2 separate regions of the Mus musculus genome follow, and region 1 is linked to region 2. A link is a loop called in an ENCODE intact Hi-C map of the cell type or tissue named here. Cell type or tissue: left cerebral cortex. All regions are shown on one strand.

Region 1 (8,000 bases), 440 kb after region 2:
CCTACCTAGCCTCTTTTAAGCGGTGAGAATTCCCCAGGGATGTCATTAAGATGATTCTTGGGGCCATCTTGGTATCTGTGTGCTACAGCTCTACTCCACAGCCTTTAATATTTTCCTTTGTTGCTCTGGGTTTTCAGGGAAACCTTGCAGGTGCCGTGGTCTTAGGAAGATCCTTAAAATATAACTCTGCATCTCTCTGTGGCATATAGAAGCCTGTCATGCAAATTTTGGATGCCAAACTGATAGTAACAGATACCACAGTTAGGGGCATTGTGGAGATGGAAGGACCTTGCCAATGGCTCCTATCACCATTCCACAGGGCGACACCTTGTAATCTGTCAGAGTTAGGACAACACTGCCTTTATATGGAAATGTCAAATGTAAACAGAGTGAAAGGAGTGTTATATGTATGCTAATGAAATTGTGTGTATTTCAACTGTTGTTGTTGCAGAAGAGAACAGAGGGTTTCCTGGTCTGGAGAAAGCTGATAACCTTATCCCAAGGCAGAAGCCACAAACCTCCAGAAATATGGCTTGCTTATAGAAGATTGAATAAATCTGAAAGGATCTTTAGAAATAGCCAACGTGTGACTCAGCCTGACGAGGCAGTCTGTGATGGAACTGTGACACACAGACTTCCTCTAACTTCTTTTAATTTCTCGTAGATTTTTCAATTTTAAATAAGTAATTTTGGGATGTTGATGAACTATTAAGTGAGCCTGTTAACCATGTGGAACCTAGCTGCTGGCATGACCCATTCAAGCTAAGCAATTTCAGATCAACATGCTGTGACAAGCATGACACTATGTCACCCAAGAGCATTCTCTCATTAACTTCTCACAGCAGCCTGAATTAGGACCTTGTGTCATTGCCATTTGCAAGTGATGAAACTGCCCTCCATGTAGCAAGTAGCACAGCTGATATCTGAACTCAGACTTTTCCATCTTGAACCCATTAAAACAGTCCATAAAGACCTATGGTGCCATTTCCCTGGGTTGTATACGTCATAGATGTAGACATGAAAACATGGAGAAAGAGCTTCCCCCCATGCTTACAGAGGTGAAACAGCAGAGTCGGAAATAAAATGAAAACTGAAAGCTTCTTCAAGTATTGCCTTGTGCCAAGAGCTTTGCTCCCCCAAAGGAAATCATAGGATCCTTGCTTCATTAGAACAATCTAAGATGCACTGTGCTTGTCATTGGATGCTCACAGCCTAGAGTACCCAGGCATGTTAAGGGATGCAAAAGATTATGAAGAGTGAAAAACAAAATCTTATGTGAATGATCAGAAGAATATTCCCCTACCGTTGTTTGTAGAGCAAGAGATGAAGTGCAAGCTTTTAAGAGACAAGTATGGTCCACTCTTAACTCCTAATTTGTAACACGTGACTATCCGGTAGTTTGTTGAGGGAAGGAGGGCACCATAATAGAGAGGGTGACAGATCCTGAGATCAGTTAAAGACATCCTTGGAAGACAAAGGATACATCAATTGGATGAGAGAAAAATAGGGATTTAGGAAAGGAGATAGAATTTGGAGAGTCTTCTATGTTTTAATTAAATTTTAAATCTGCTATGACTAGAAAGATAAAGACTGAGGAGACAAGCATAGGGAAGCCTAATATGTTTTGGAGTTCTGTTGTTGGTTGTGCATTTGGTTACAACTTCTATGTCTTCTTAATGCATTGAAACCTATTTGCCTGTAATGCTCTCCTGGGCCTCACATAGCAATTTTGCTCTTCACTTCTGCTTAAAGGTTTGATATTCTTAGAGCCACTTCTGCTATACCTTGGTTACTATTCAGGGGAAAGTATTTCCTGTCTTTTCACTGGCAACACATTTGGGCCTTTGGTGCAAAAGTGAGTTTCTTGTAGGTAGCATATTGTGGGATCCTTCCTCGTATTCATTATGTTGTGGAATGATGTGATGTAGGAGAGCCAGATTTTCTTGCTAAAGACCTGGGACTTGATCAGTCTACTTAGAAAAATAATGAGAAAATGTATTTGAAGGGTAGAGTGGAGACAGGAAAGGCAGTAATGAGGGTACTTTCCCCTGGGCTCTTTTCTTCTAATCTCCCTGTGTCTAGTCCAGAGATGATACGTCTCTAGCTGTGCTTTATCATGACATGTGAGCACTGCTCTGCTTAGCTTGTGTATGTACTGTTTGGCTCACCCTGAGAGGTGGCCTCTGTTCACAGGGTGTTCTTAGCTTGTTGTAGTTGCAGTCCTGCAACTCTTAACACAGGATAAAAAGAAGCAATCACTTTGAATCATTTTAAAATTACTCTTTGTACTTTTTCATATGTACTGTTAGATTCTGACATCAGATGAGATTGTTTTGAACTATTTGAACCTCGCAGATAAATAAGCATGTGATACATTTGAGCAGAGAAAATGAGTTCCAGAAGGAAAAGGGAGAACATAGGTCAGATCTCAAAAAAGGCAAAGTAAACACCTATCACATTTAAAATTTCCTGGTGTGTAATAGTTCACCTGTTTCCCTGATGTCGTTGGGATTTAATGAAAGGCAACACATTAGTCTAACCATGTTAAGAAAGAGCACACATCCTGTCAAAGCTCTCTCCACTTTATTGAACACACACACACACACACACACACACACACACACACAAATGGCATTGTGGGAGACAGACTAGGCTGAGAGCAGAAGGCCAGGGTGTCACCATCACTCTGCCGCCAGTGTCATGTTGTGCTCACATGCTTACTTGGGCCTCTAAAGGGACAAAAGCAGGCTTCTTGGGGTTCCTCGAATGTTGTGGTTGCTAGAACTTGTGTGGGGAATATATTATGAACAGAGTCAGGAGAAGGAAACACTAGGGAAATAAGAGTATTGTTTATGTACTCATGTCTGTGTCTCTAGGGGATGGCACATTCTTAGTCCTGTTTCTTATCTAACAAACATTACCAGTCGATAATAGCATTTCCTTCAGATAAGTTGGCAGCAGTTGGAATCCTGCATTCCAGGCAATCTCGACCAGTCCATACTAGAGTTTAAAAAATAATCAGATATTATTTTGAGGCCTTGACCAGTTGGGAATATATATATATATATAAAATTTATATCTATATTATATGTATATGTACATACATAGATATTTCATATATCCAGATTTTTAGACCAGTGTAATTTAGTTATTTGATTTTGTTATTGTTGAATCATTTGAGTTCTTTACATATGTAGACTTTATTAGCAACTCTTTGTCAGGTTTATTTCATGTGCTCAAGAGCCAGGAACCATGGCAGTGCCTTGAGGCAAGTCAGGTGTGAAGGAGCCAGGCACACCCGCTCTATTTGTTCATTCTGCCTACACCTGCCTAGGATGAGAGAACTTTCATCGCTTTCAATGAAGGAACTCTAATGATAATCAAGTGGATCCAGCTGCTGCCTGCCTCCCTAGCCTTGAGGGACATTTAGTGGAAAGTTGCCCCAGAGTTACTGAAAGTCCCAGCAGGGTCCCTAATTGAAGACTTCTCAAATATGGGAGTCCAGAGGAACAGAAAGGGAACTATCCTCCCAGTTAAATGGGGTGGCCTGGTACCTTCACCTACTTGGTGGATTCCCTGCAAATTCTCCATCAAGGTCTCTTACTGGCTCTCAGCCAAGTAGAATCTCTTGTTCCCTTGGTGTTGCTGTCACCTGGTCTTGGAAGCTCTGGTCTTACGTATATAAGTATGTATATAAAGTAGTGACGCTTCCCATGGCTCCACTGATGTTCTCAGGAGAAAAGAAAGAAAAGACCAAATAGAAATGGCAGCATATGTGTGTGCATTTTCCACCTCCTTATCTCAGTGTCATGGCAGGTCCTCCTTTACCTTCTTGATGGAAGAGCTGCCTGTGTCTCCCTGGGTGCTGCCTGGTGGAGGTCTGGTACTGAGCGGACCTGGGCAGGACGCACTGAACCTGGGACTGATTGCCTAAGCCACACAGTTCCGAATAGTGTGCAGTTCAAAGTGCCCTTATGCGTTTCTCCCCTGACTTCTTTAGCTCCTGCTTGGCTGAAAGATGGTAGCAGATAAGGAAAGAGTTCTTCAGGAGAAGCATGGAGGTGACTGTGTCTGGGGGAAGGGCATGAGGACGGCATTGACACCGACCAGCATTGCTCTCAAACACAGCCTGGAAATGTGGACAGAAGGGCCCTGCTGGATCCCCTCAGGGATCTCTTCCCAAACCTCCTATTCTAGGCCTGAAGACCACAGAGGGAGGGAGAGGATGTGAGTGCACAGAGCCTAGGAAGGTAGGGATGGGGTAGAAGAAGAGACACAGGGATGAGCCAGGTAGTGAGGGGTAAGGGAAAGAAGCAGAAAGGACTGTAGAGAGGGAGCTCAGAGTTGCAAATGGTACAGGGGAGGAGAAAAAAAATGTTAAAGTCAGGCATCTACAGAGCACCAGACAAAGGAACCTGAAGGGCAGGTGCTGTGCGGGCCAGACACATCCGGCTTCTGTCAGCAAGGCTGACAGAGGCTGACTGCTGAACTCGAGCTATTTTAAGGACAGTTTGAACTTTGCAAGAAGCTGAAAAATGTCTTCTCTTCTTGAGGTTAGAAGGCCTTCCTAGATGATTTGAGTTTCATAAATTACCGATCTTTCTCCAGTCTTAGAAAGTAGATCCCAATGACTCCTGTGCATAGCTACTTGTGTGGTTGTTGGCTGCCCCCTGCTGGTTAAGTCTGGGTGCTGCATGCTGCAGGCTGATCAGAACTAGCTTGAAACTGCATGGTGGGATAAAGGTGATTTCTCCACCTCCTCTCCCACAGTGTTAGACTAGGTCCATAGGATATCAACCTTTCTTGTAAAGTTTAATCTTGGGTTTTGATTGACACTATGTAGAGTTTCACTTGGACTTCAAATTCAGCACATTCTCTCGAAGCTTCTCATATTCTTGGGCCTGAGGCCACCACACACCCGACATTTGTTTTGTCATATCCTAGCAACAAGAGCCTCAATGTGCTCCTCTTGCTCTTCCTGTCACTCTGTTCAGTCCTTCTGAGACCACCAGGAGGATTATCTTTCAGGAAACCCTTATTATCTCCTCATCCCTTCTCTTTCGCCAGCCATGACAGCAATCACTGACCACAGCCCTCGCTGAGCTGAGTACAGATATAGATACAGATATCTCCATTGTCCTTTCTGATGTGTGCTAGGGTGCTCGGTAAATGTCCAATAGTCGGTAGAAGCAAACTATTCATACTGTGTGTTTCTATATTTGTTGCCTGCCTGTAATAAAGCTTAATTTACAGACTAAGCACGGTACAAGATTAATAGGAATAACTAACCTGAGTAGAACATGGACAGTAACAAATCATAATAAAGTAATTTAATACCCATCAATGGCTTGTTTATGGAGTTTGCATTTAATATTCTCAGAGTATGCTAGCAATGAATGACTAAAATCATGGAAAGCAAACAACAGACACATGGGAGCTGTTATATGAATGCACATTGTGCATACACATGTATGTACACTATGTGTCTCTATCGTATATGCCTGTGTGTGCATGTGTTCACGTGTGGTACTAGGAATTAAAGCCAGAGGTACTAGGAATTAAAGCCAGAACTTGACACATGCTAAGCAAGTGTTCAATCAATACACTGTATGTTTATGTGCTGTGTGTGTGCCATATGTGTGTATGTGTATGTATGTATCATATGTGTGTGTCATATATGAATGTGTTGCCAGGCATTGAAACCAGAAACTGACATTGGTGATCTACCAGTCATATAACTTGTATACATACTATCCAGTGTACTCATGTCTGTGTAACAAAGTGTGTGTGTGTGTGTGTGTGTGTGTGTGTGTGTGTGTTCTGTGTCTTTAATTCCAGCAATAGGGAATTATGGAAGTCACTTTGATATTTTCCTAAAGCAATTCTTGGTTACTTAAAGCTCTGAGCCCTGGGTTAGTCACTGGATATAAACAAACCTGGTACAGCCTCTGCTCTCCAGGAGTGGAGTATGACTGACCAAGCAACACAGACCACGTGGTCATCCAACTCTGAAAGTTAGATGCACTTGGCCGATTCCCATCATGTACTGAGTTTCCTACCATTCTATGCAACAAATTGCCACTGTCTTGGTGGACTTTAATGATACCATTTCTTTATGCAACTCACAGTTTCTGAGCATCAGTGGTCTAATTCGGTCCTATGATGAGGCCTTGTTGAGGCCAGGAAGAGATTCTCTCCCTCCAGTCTGTCGAGATGTAACTCGATGTAGTGTGGCACAGTCACAGGCTTTTGACATATAATGAAGAGAGCAAAGAAGGAGTGAGTCTTGGTGTCTGCTTAGACTTGGTGGAAGCAATCATATAAGAGCATGACTCACAGGGAACAACCATGTACATCTTGTGGAGCCATCCCCATGTTTACATGCATATCAGATGAGATATTGGGAAGAGTCTGAAAGGCTCCTACTTCTGCTATAGGATTTGGGCTCTGGGATGCGTGGTGTTTTTTTGTATACCAACTCAGCCTTGGCATCCACTTCCATGTTCAATGCCAACTGAAGGCACATCTCATAGAGCTGAGGTTAGTGCTGTATGTTGTAGAACCAAGCACTTAACATTTTACACAATACTGGTCTTTAAAATGCTACAGCAGGGGAATGGCCATATTGACCTTGAGAGTCACTCTAAGGATGATGAACTGGCATGTGTGAAGTGGTAGGTGACAGACAGGTGATGACCAAGTGTAGTAGGGAGAGGTGCTGATGTTGACATCATCAACACCGTCATCACTCTCACCTGAGAAGAGGAATCGGGGCTCAGAGTAGGTAGGTTTCACTTAAAAGTTAAAGCTATTCATTTCAAATAAAAAGCCTAACAGACTGAAGAGGTTGGTGATTGTGGTTAAATTCCTAGACAAGGCTGGAAGTCAGAAAATGTGTTCTAAGACAAAAAAAAAAAAAATTAAAATGTCTAACTGATCGAGCAACAGCATGAGCCTCTCTTTTTTCCAATTTTTATTAGATATTTTCTTCATTTACATTTCAAATGTTATCCCAAAAGTCCCCTATACCCTCCCCCAGCCCTGCTCCCCAGCCCACCCACTCCCACTTCTTGGACCTGGCGTTCCCTGCTCCTTTCTTAACCACTCTCAGTGCTGTTCATCATTTTTTCCACCTTCAGGGTTGCTGTGGCTGATGGATGAAGTAACGTATAAAGCATGTGACACTACACTGTCCAGTGTCTCACTGACCACCCCCCCCCCTTTTTGTAATTGCCTGCTGCACCAGCCAGGACTAAAGCTCCCTCCTCCCTTCTTCCTTCCTTCTAGGTTCCTGATTGTCCTGGGATGCTTGATTCTGGCCGTGCTCACCACCTTCAAGGAATATGAGACTGTGTCTGGAGACTGGCTTTTGCTGCTGGTAAGCTATGGTCCATTGACACTGTACTCCAGGACGGAAGCTCTAGGTGGCATTTACCTGGAAGCTATTTGCCTAGATCTCAGATTCCTAATGTCTCTAGCCAAGTCAAGGTCCAAGAAAAAGCAATGCCCCCTTTGTCTTGCCAGGCCTGCCATAGGCATAGCCTTTCTGATGATGATCCACTGTTCTGGACAGAAATAAGGAGCATGTAGTCCAAGCCCAAACCACCAGTATTAAATGAAAAAAACATAGCTTCCTGGCCCTCTGCAAGTTCACCTAAAGATGTACTCCATTCTAAACCCTGACCCTTCTTTGATTTCTCAAAACATAAACTGAGGATGATACTACAAAACGCATGAGGCAATGGCTGGCTCAAAAGCTAAGGTTAGCAACACTGTCCAGCTAGGAGAGCAGTGTCTGAGTGTTCTGGGTGGGGTTAGCAGATTGTTTTTGACCTCACTTATAGGGTATTTTAATAGATTCAGTGGACTAAAAAAAAAAATGATTGGTTGGAATGGAATCTTCAGAAAAGCTCAGACCTGGATTCATTTTGCATAGAGGGTTAAGATGGCGGGATGAAGACAGGAGCTGTCACAATGGCCAACATGCACTTCTTCCCCTG
Region 2 (8,000 bases):
GAATCTAACTCATGTTTGGCAGCAGCTGTTGAGCTCTCACTCTGGTCCTTATAAATAATATTTTGAAAGTTAATTTCTTCCTGGAAATCACCTCAATATCTTATTATGCAAAAACAGGGACTGGAGGCTGCATAATGACGTAAATACACAGGGATGTGCCAAGCATTTGCCTGCAGATGGACATTGAGGATTCCAGTGCTTTGCTAAAATGAACTGGCGACTGCACACCCTTCTTCAGCCACTCTGTGCATTTTCCATCTGCCTTCCCTCCTGGGGTTTTATTTAGACTTGAAACTCCTCGGCTTCAATATGCAGATTTTGGAATATCCTGCCAATTTCTTTTTCTTCTGAAAGATTGTATCAGCTCCTCTTTGTACCTCTTTGTACCTTGTGAGTGTCATTTCTGTATGGCTTAGAAAATGCCTCCCCAACACTGAAATGTACTCAGGAGCACTGAGCCACTCAGCACTGTTTGCTTTCGATATTGGCTATGCTTGTGAAAAGTTCTTTCTCCTCAGGTGAATTCTAAGGTGTTTCCTATCTTTTGTCCAGTTTTTCTATTGATTTGCCATTTTGGGAAGTATACTCTTATACATTCTAGATACTAAACCATTGTCATGTGGTACAGATATTTTCCATTGATACACCACTCTTCTGTGTATTTCAGTTATGATACTAGTATGCAGATGTTTTATTCTCTAATACACTAAACTTCATCAATCTCTTCTCTTGTAGTTCCTAAATATGGTTTATTTTGTATTACGTTCTACTTTCAACATCTTAATTTTTCACACATATCTTCTCCAATCCATTTCAAATTTACCATGTAAACTGTATCAAAAGACACTCAAAAATTTCTAAAAATGTATCATGGTTGAAACACTCTTTAAAACTGAAATATAAATTACATACCATAAAATTCACCACTGTGAATGCACAGTCCAGCAGTTTTGGTAGACTTGTATGTTCTAGAACATTTTCATCGTTAAAAAAAAAAAGAAATGCCATATTGTTCGGTACTTACTGTACTCGTGCCCCTCCTTACCCACAAATGACAGCTCGAGATCACCTTGTTTCCCCATATTTCTGAACACAATCCAAATGGAGCAGCAGCGAGTGTGGTCTCTTGTGTCTGACTTCCTCCTTTAAGGCACAATGACTCCTCCACGCTGCAGGATGTCTCAGTACGTCCTTTCCTTTCATGGGTAAATAATATTGCACACCATAGAGACACCACATCTTGTGTTTGTTGGTTGATAGGCACGCAGAATGGATGCTTCACCTTTTTAGCTATCAAGAATTCTTTTGCTGATGGCTCAATGGGTAAAGTATTTGCCCTCAAACAGAAGGACCCACGTTTGGATTTCTAACACCCACTATATATTTTTTAATCATCTTTTTTATTTTTAATTACATTATTTATTTACATTTCAGTCATTACCCACCCCTTTTGGTCCCCCTTTTCACAGTTCCTCATCCCATTTCTCCCCCCTCCCACCTCCAAGAGAATGCTCCCCTCACCACTAGGCCTCCCCTCTTCCCTGGGGCCTCAAGTCTCTTGAAGATTAAGCACATATCTCCATTGAGGCCAGACCAGGAAGACCTCTGCTATATATGTACTAGGGGCCTCAGTCTGGCCCATGCATGCTCCTGGTTGGTGGCTCAGTCTCTGGGAGTTCCCTGAGGTCTGGGTTAGTTGAGACTGATGGTCTTTCTATGGGGTTGCCCTACCCTTCAGCTTCTTCAATCCTTCCCCTAATTCAACCATAGGGGTTCTGACTTCAGTTCAGTGGTTGGGTCTAAGTATCTGCATCTGTCTCAGTCAGCTGCTAGTTTTAGGAAAGATTCCTGCTAGTAATATGCTTGTCCTATTATGGCTCCTGACAGTAGAGGAGCAGCCATGCCAGGCTCCTGTCTCTATGAACATCATAACATCAGTAGTAGTGTCAGGCTTTAGTGTCCACTCCCTTAAGATGGATCCCAAATTGGGATCCTTCAGTCTATTTTCCACTTTAGACAGGAAAAAAATTCTAGGTCAGAAATTTTGACTATAAGTTGGTAACCCAGTCCCTCTACTTGAAGACTTGTCTATCTACTGGAGGTGGAGTCTTTGAGTTCCTTCTCTCTAATGTTGGCATTTTGGCTAAGTGACCTCCATAGAGCTCTGATTGTTTCTCTCTCCTCTCTAGTCTCTAGTGCTTTCCAGAAGGTCCTCCCACATCCCATCCCCTGAGGCTGCTTATTTTCATTCATTCTTCTGGCCCTCTGGGCTTCTCTCCTGCCCTCCCCATACCTGACCCTATTCACCCTTTCCCCTCCCCTCTTTGTTGCATCACAGGAATTAAAATTCGTATCTTATTTTAGGACAGTCTAGATCCAGTTAATGCTAAGTTAATTTCAACAGTAGACAAGACCTTGCTATTGTATTCATGCTGCTGTCTTTCCCTTTTGCTGTAGTTACCACAAACCATATCTTTATATATATATTACTTACCCCTCAGTACAGATTTATGATGACTGATTTTTATAGTCATTTAAAAATAAGCTCAGAGAGAAAAGTACAAAAAAAGTGAGTTTATATGACTTTTGCATTTACTCACATAGTTGCTTCTATTGTGGATCCTTTTTGTAATATTTGAATTTGAAGATGCTAAATAACAGGTTTGGAAGGATCAGAACTATCATGAACACATGTGTTTTCATGACTTTAACTTTTTGTTGCATTATCTCCTTCTGGGCCGAAGATACATCACTGCAGATACATGTTCTACCTCTGAACATCCGTCTCTTCAGGATGTCACTGACTTTGACCTCACAGGCCCTAAACATGGGCACTTGGGTCCTTGATTCTTTGGTAGGTGTGTGTAGGGATTCTTTGGTGTGGCTCTTGTCACTTTTCATAACACTACTGCTAGTCTACACTGCTGCTCTGCACTGCTGGTCCACACTGCTGGTCTGCACTGCTGGTCTGCATTGCTGCTCTGCACTACTGGTCCGCACTGCTGGTTTACACAGCTGGTCCACACTGCTGCTCTGCACTGCTGGTCCACACTGCTGGTCTATACTGGTGGTCCACACTGCTGGCCCACACTGCTTGTCCACACTGCTGCTCTGCACTGCTAGTCTACACTGCTGGTCAACTCTGGTGCTCTGCACTGCTGGTCCACACTGCCTGGTATGCCCTGTCCACGCTTCTCAACTGCCAACCCTGTATGGTAACAGGCTGTGTGTTAGGACAGAGTATCTTGAATGACACTTGAATAGCCACCCAGTGGCTTATAGCCCTGGAGTTTACCACTGTGACTGCAAAAGCCCTACCCACAACAGCTGATACATTGATTCTAATATCTTCATATCTTCATTTCATGTCTTCATTTCAACCTCAAAGATGCCATTTAATGTATTTCTGTATGGTAGATCTTCTGTTGGCAAAAACATCAGTTTTTGTTTACTTGTTAAAAAAAAATATTTTGAAGTTTCCCAGATAAAGAATTCTTGACATTTTTCCTTACTCCCTACTTCCTTTTTTCTTTTTTTCTCCTATCTTATTTTCAGATATCATTTCTTCCTTTATTGTCTTTTTAAAATCATTCCTCTTTCTCATAACCCCATCTCTATTAATTGGATGTGGTTATATTCATTGGAACTTCCATGCCTCCTAAGCTGCATGTCTATTTAAACTAGTCTGTCTTTTTATTCTGCAGTCTGAGACATCGCACCAGATTTAAATCCCAGAATAATTATGTTAATTCTTTCTCATTCTAGAATTCATTTCATTTTCAATTAACTCTGATTTGGCCACAATTTCTACCTTCTCACTCCCTCCTGCACCGATCGCTGCTTTTCTGTGGTGCGATTGTTGTTGGATGGATGATATCATGGATGATATTTTTTTTGATGCAGTTAGAACTCTGATTTTAATCTTTCCCATTCCCTGGATGCCTTTCCTTGATCGCCACTCTCTCTTCGGGGCTATTTTATTGAGGTGGTTAGTTTGGTGTCACACAGTAAACACAGAGAGTCTTGTGTGTCCAGTGGCTGGTGTGGGCTCACAGCTGTGAGGTGGTTTCCCTGGCCAACCTCTCCTGTGTGTGGCAGGGCTGTGTGCCCTGTGAGTGGGTGGAGCGCGTTGACTGTCAGCCTTGCTGCAGAGTGAGGGGCGGGGAGCCGAGGCAGGCAAGCTGCTCTGCCACCCAACTCCCATCTGTCAATAGCTAAAACAGGGAGGGGTTCACTTGGGACAGGGGTTTTAGTCTCTTTGCCTCCCCATGCAGAAAGAGTAATCTCAGTGACAGCCCACAGTCATAAATACACATTGTTCCTTTTGAATCTCTATCCTCAAAACCTGGAAATTGCCAGCGTCAAAGCCCCAAATCAGGATCAGCACTGAGATTCAGAGCTCTATCACTATCTTCCTGTTTTAGAAGAGTAGTCAGTCACTACTGGTGTACACGGCAGCTCTGTCACTGTTAGCTTGTGGCCAAAAGGAATGGCAGCATTCACTCAGCACTAAGTTCATGGTAATACATTTTAATGTAATTGTCAGAAAGTTAATGACACCCCTTCCTGTTTTGGGCTATCCAGGGCTTGTTTTTGTTGAGAAGCTCTTGCTGGTCGGGGACTTCCCTTTTAACAAACGTTCTGATAATTTACCACTAGAGGGCAACATCGTTGCTATTGTGGTTTGAACTTTGCAAACTACAGTCACAGCTGTGTGCCTCTAACCTTTGTCTGGGCAGGTGCTCCCTTCTGTACTGTGCCTCCCAGCCCTAAGGGGAACTGGGTACAGGCTAGTTTGGGGACATGCATATCAAGATTAGAAGTGTGTAGGGGAAACATAAAGAGAAAAGGGACTCTTTTTTCTTTCTTTCTTTTTACTTTTTTTTTTCTTTTTTCCCTTTTTTTGCTGGCATGCATGTACTTTTGGTTTGATTTGAAGGGCTAGATGTGAGAGAAGAAGATGGATGGATGACTCAGTCCATCTGCTACAGTAAATCTCAGACTTTTCTTAAAAAAGGGAATGGCGTCCCCCTTCTTTTCCTAGATGGCAAAGAAGAAGAGGAGGAGGAGAAAGAGGAGGAGGGGGAGGATGGGGAAAGCAAAACAAAGAAACCTGTCTCTCTCTTTCTTCCCCCTCTTCTCTGTTCTCCGTTTAGGATTCACCAGGGTAGAATGAGGTACCTGCTGATCGTCTCCTAGAACAATCTTGCCCTAACCTGGAGGGGAGGGAAGGGCACTAAGTGTTTGTGACCAGTAGATGGGTCAGTCTACTACTGATGGTCTTTTTTAGGATAGAAAGCAAAGGGTGGAGGAGAGAATGATTGCCTTGGCAGAGAAGGGTTGGTCACGGTTGGCCACCTTGGGACATGCTCATCTGTGACATGAAAAACGCGGTGTAATATTTTTTACATTTAGACCACATCTAAGCAAAGTAAAAACTTGTTTTTGTTTTAACCATTATGAACACATAGAGAGTCCTGAGATTTTCATTTTTAAAACCATAGCAAAACCCCAAACCATGACATTTTCATCTTGCTGGCATCTTGTGAATCAGGCTTTTCTTACATGAAAGAAAAATAGCATTAAATGTTTTGCAGAGCTTCCCAAGGTAAATGTAATATTAGTGTCAGCACAATGCATGGTTCTCACCTCGCAGGTAGCAAGAGATTATTTATTCTGAGCCAAGTAGGAGGGCCAGGGCCTATAAATAACCTAGAATGTGTCCCCCAGATCATGTGTCTATAGTGAAAGTGTCCATGAGCTCCCATGTCACTACATAAAGTCATGTACCAGATATGTTATGGGGAAATTAGGTCAGTGGGTTACAGCAAAGCAGAGAGAACCACATTGCAGGTTCTGATGCTGTCTGGCATCCGAGTTGCTGGAAGCTCATGATCTGCTAATTTCATACATTCTGAAGGTTTTTGCCTGGTAGTTGGAAGGACACTGGATCAGACACAGAAGGTGAGTGCTAAATGGCCCTGAAGGGACTAAGGATAGCTGAAGGCAATCTGGCTTAGTGTCTACAGTATCCCAGCTCTCCACAGTCACGAGGTGCTAATCAGTCAAGCAGCAGCAATCAATACAAGTGCATCCATTCCCTGGGGAGCTCCGTTTACAGTTGTCCTGGTGGGCAAGCATCACATCCCGTGCATTCAGAAGCCAGATGTGCTATGTCCCATAGACTAGGAACCCTTGTCCTTAGGATGATAGCGTTGAGTCTGAGTGGCCAGGACAGCCGAAGAGCTTGTCCTCCTGGGCGAGCAGGACTTCTTGAGACCACCTCGAAGATCAGAACTCATAACATGACCAGCGAGTGCTCATGTTGACCGTGACTATTTACTTATACTCTCCGCTTGCCCTTTATCCCATTTTCTTGTTAAAATTTAAAGCTCTGGCAGTACCCTAAGGTTAGACTTGGAGTTGCTGGTTCTTTCCATTTGCCCCTTACAACACAGCCCCATTGATGAAACCCTCTCTCTGTGCCCATCACCATTATCCATCTCTATTGTTTGGGGACCAGGGGCTGATCAGAAACTTTTGGTGCTGTTGGAGCTGGGACTTTTAGCCTTAAACTCATGTTAGTTTATTAAGTAGAGTCTAGGTTAATTTTACATGACAGCTCAGTTATTCTTTGATCCAATTTTAATCATACCCTTCCATGGGTGACTTTAATCTTGAAAATATATGATTTAATACACACACATGTAATATGTAGAAACAAATATACTGCTAAACCAAGATTATGGAACATTCATGTTTAAACCTAAAGATAAAACAAACCAAATTTATTGTCCTAAAAAAGACTGTCCCTTTCCACCATTGTGCATTCAAGTTCAGTCCAGCCTAGGCCACTCCTGGCTTGGTGGTGACAAATGCTGTTATTTAGGTAGCCAAATATGTGTTGCATAAGAGCTTTATCTTAAGAACTTTAACATGATGATGATGATGGTGGCAGCTGTGGTGGTGATGAAGATGATGGTCACGATGATAATGATGACAATCGTGATGAAGATGATGAGGATAAAAATGAAATTTGTAAAGCAGTAACACAGGCAGAGATTCTCATATGCCAGCTCAGAAATGCTTTTCAGGAAAGCAGATCTAAGTTCAAGCCTCAACTCAGCCACTCAAAAGCTATGAGAACACTGGTACTCTCTTGCTTCATATACTTTAGAGTTCCAATTCCTTCATGTGGCAAAGAAACAAACTAAAGGAAGCTATGTCTCAATAGACAATCCCGTCCCACGGTTTTGTAAGTCAGAATTTCAGGGCACATGGCTGATGGTTCCTGTCTTGCTTCTATATCAGCTAAAACTCTGATAGGTCAGTGAATTCTTGTAGCCAGAGTTTTCATTTGGCCTCTGAGAATCCCAGTGTTCTCAGAGCAGGCCTTAGTGTATGTTTTCTGCATTCCAACTTGAACATAAAAATTGTACATACTTAAGAAGTACCATGTCATACTTCATTCATGTGTACAGTGTATGCATTACTGAGCATCCCATACTCAGAGACAGTCAGGATTACTTCATTATGGATGCAGTCTATAAGTTAGGAAGTCTCTCAGATCAGACCAGGTACAGGGAGAGGGAACAGAACTAGATGCCAGCTTCCGTGATGAAAGCAACATCACAGAGCCAAGTGTCACCATTAGCAATCTGACCTTAAATAGCAGTTATCATAATCTTTTTTTCTTATAGGCACAGTGTTGGGATTAGATAAGGCACTACCATATAGGTTATAAGCACATTTTATGCCTGTAAAAGAATTTTGCTATCTTTTCACAGTTATATGTTATATTCATGTGTGTACTCATATATGTATGTGGGTAACTGGAGGTCAAAGGACACCATCAAATGCTCTCCTCTGTTGATCTTTATTGAGAAAGGCATTTTTATTGAATTTAGAGCTTACTCTTTTTTTTTTTTTTTAACTAGACCAACTGGCCAGTAAGACCAAACAATCCTCTTGTCTCCACTCCCCAGTACTGTGGTTGCAGG

Evidence for each region. A loop is a pair of places that touch in the nucleus more often than their neighbours do. Peaks named below come from ENCODE experiments on the same cell type or tissue, not always from the same donor. Only the 100,000 strongest peaks of a DNase experiment are listed, where the experiment ranks them.
Region 1: it touches region 2 in a loop (3-fold over the local background); 11 of 42 quality-filtered maps call a loop at or near these places.

The regions. Positions count from the first base shown.
Region 1 is chr15:66,030,758-66,038,757 of GRCm38, reverse strand. Kcnq3 (potassium voltage-gated channel, subfamily Q, member 3) reads left to right here. Exons shown (of 15, transcript NM_152923.3): 2 at 7,288-7,378. Among named protein-coding and RNA genes, the nearest start is that of Hhla1, 58 kb to the right of the region's middle. In left cerebral cortex, a CTCF peak has its summit at 4,670 (motif pointing left); DNase peaks (open chromatin) are centred at 526 and 4,668.
Region 2 is chr15:66,472,723-66,480,722 of GRCm38, reverse strand. The region is part of intron 3 of Lrrc6 (leucine rich repeat containing 6 (testis)); the gene reads left to right. Among named protein-coding and RNA genes, the nearest start is that of Gm31006, 24 kb to the left of the region's middle. In left cerebral cortex, a CTCF peak has its summit at 4,659 (motif pointing right); DNase peaks (open chromatin) are centred at 215, 4,164, 4,622 and 4,982; H3K4me3 peaks cover 910 bases; H3K27ac peaks cover 2,535 bases.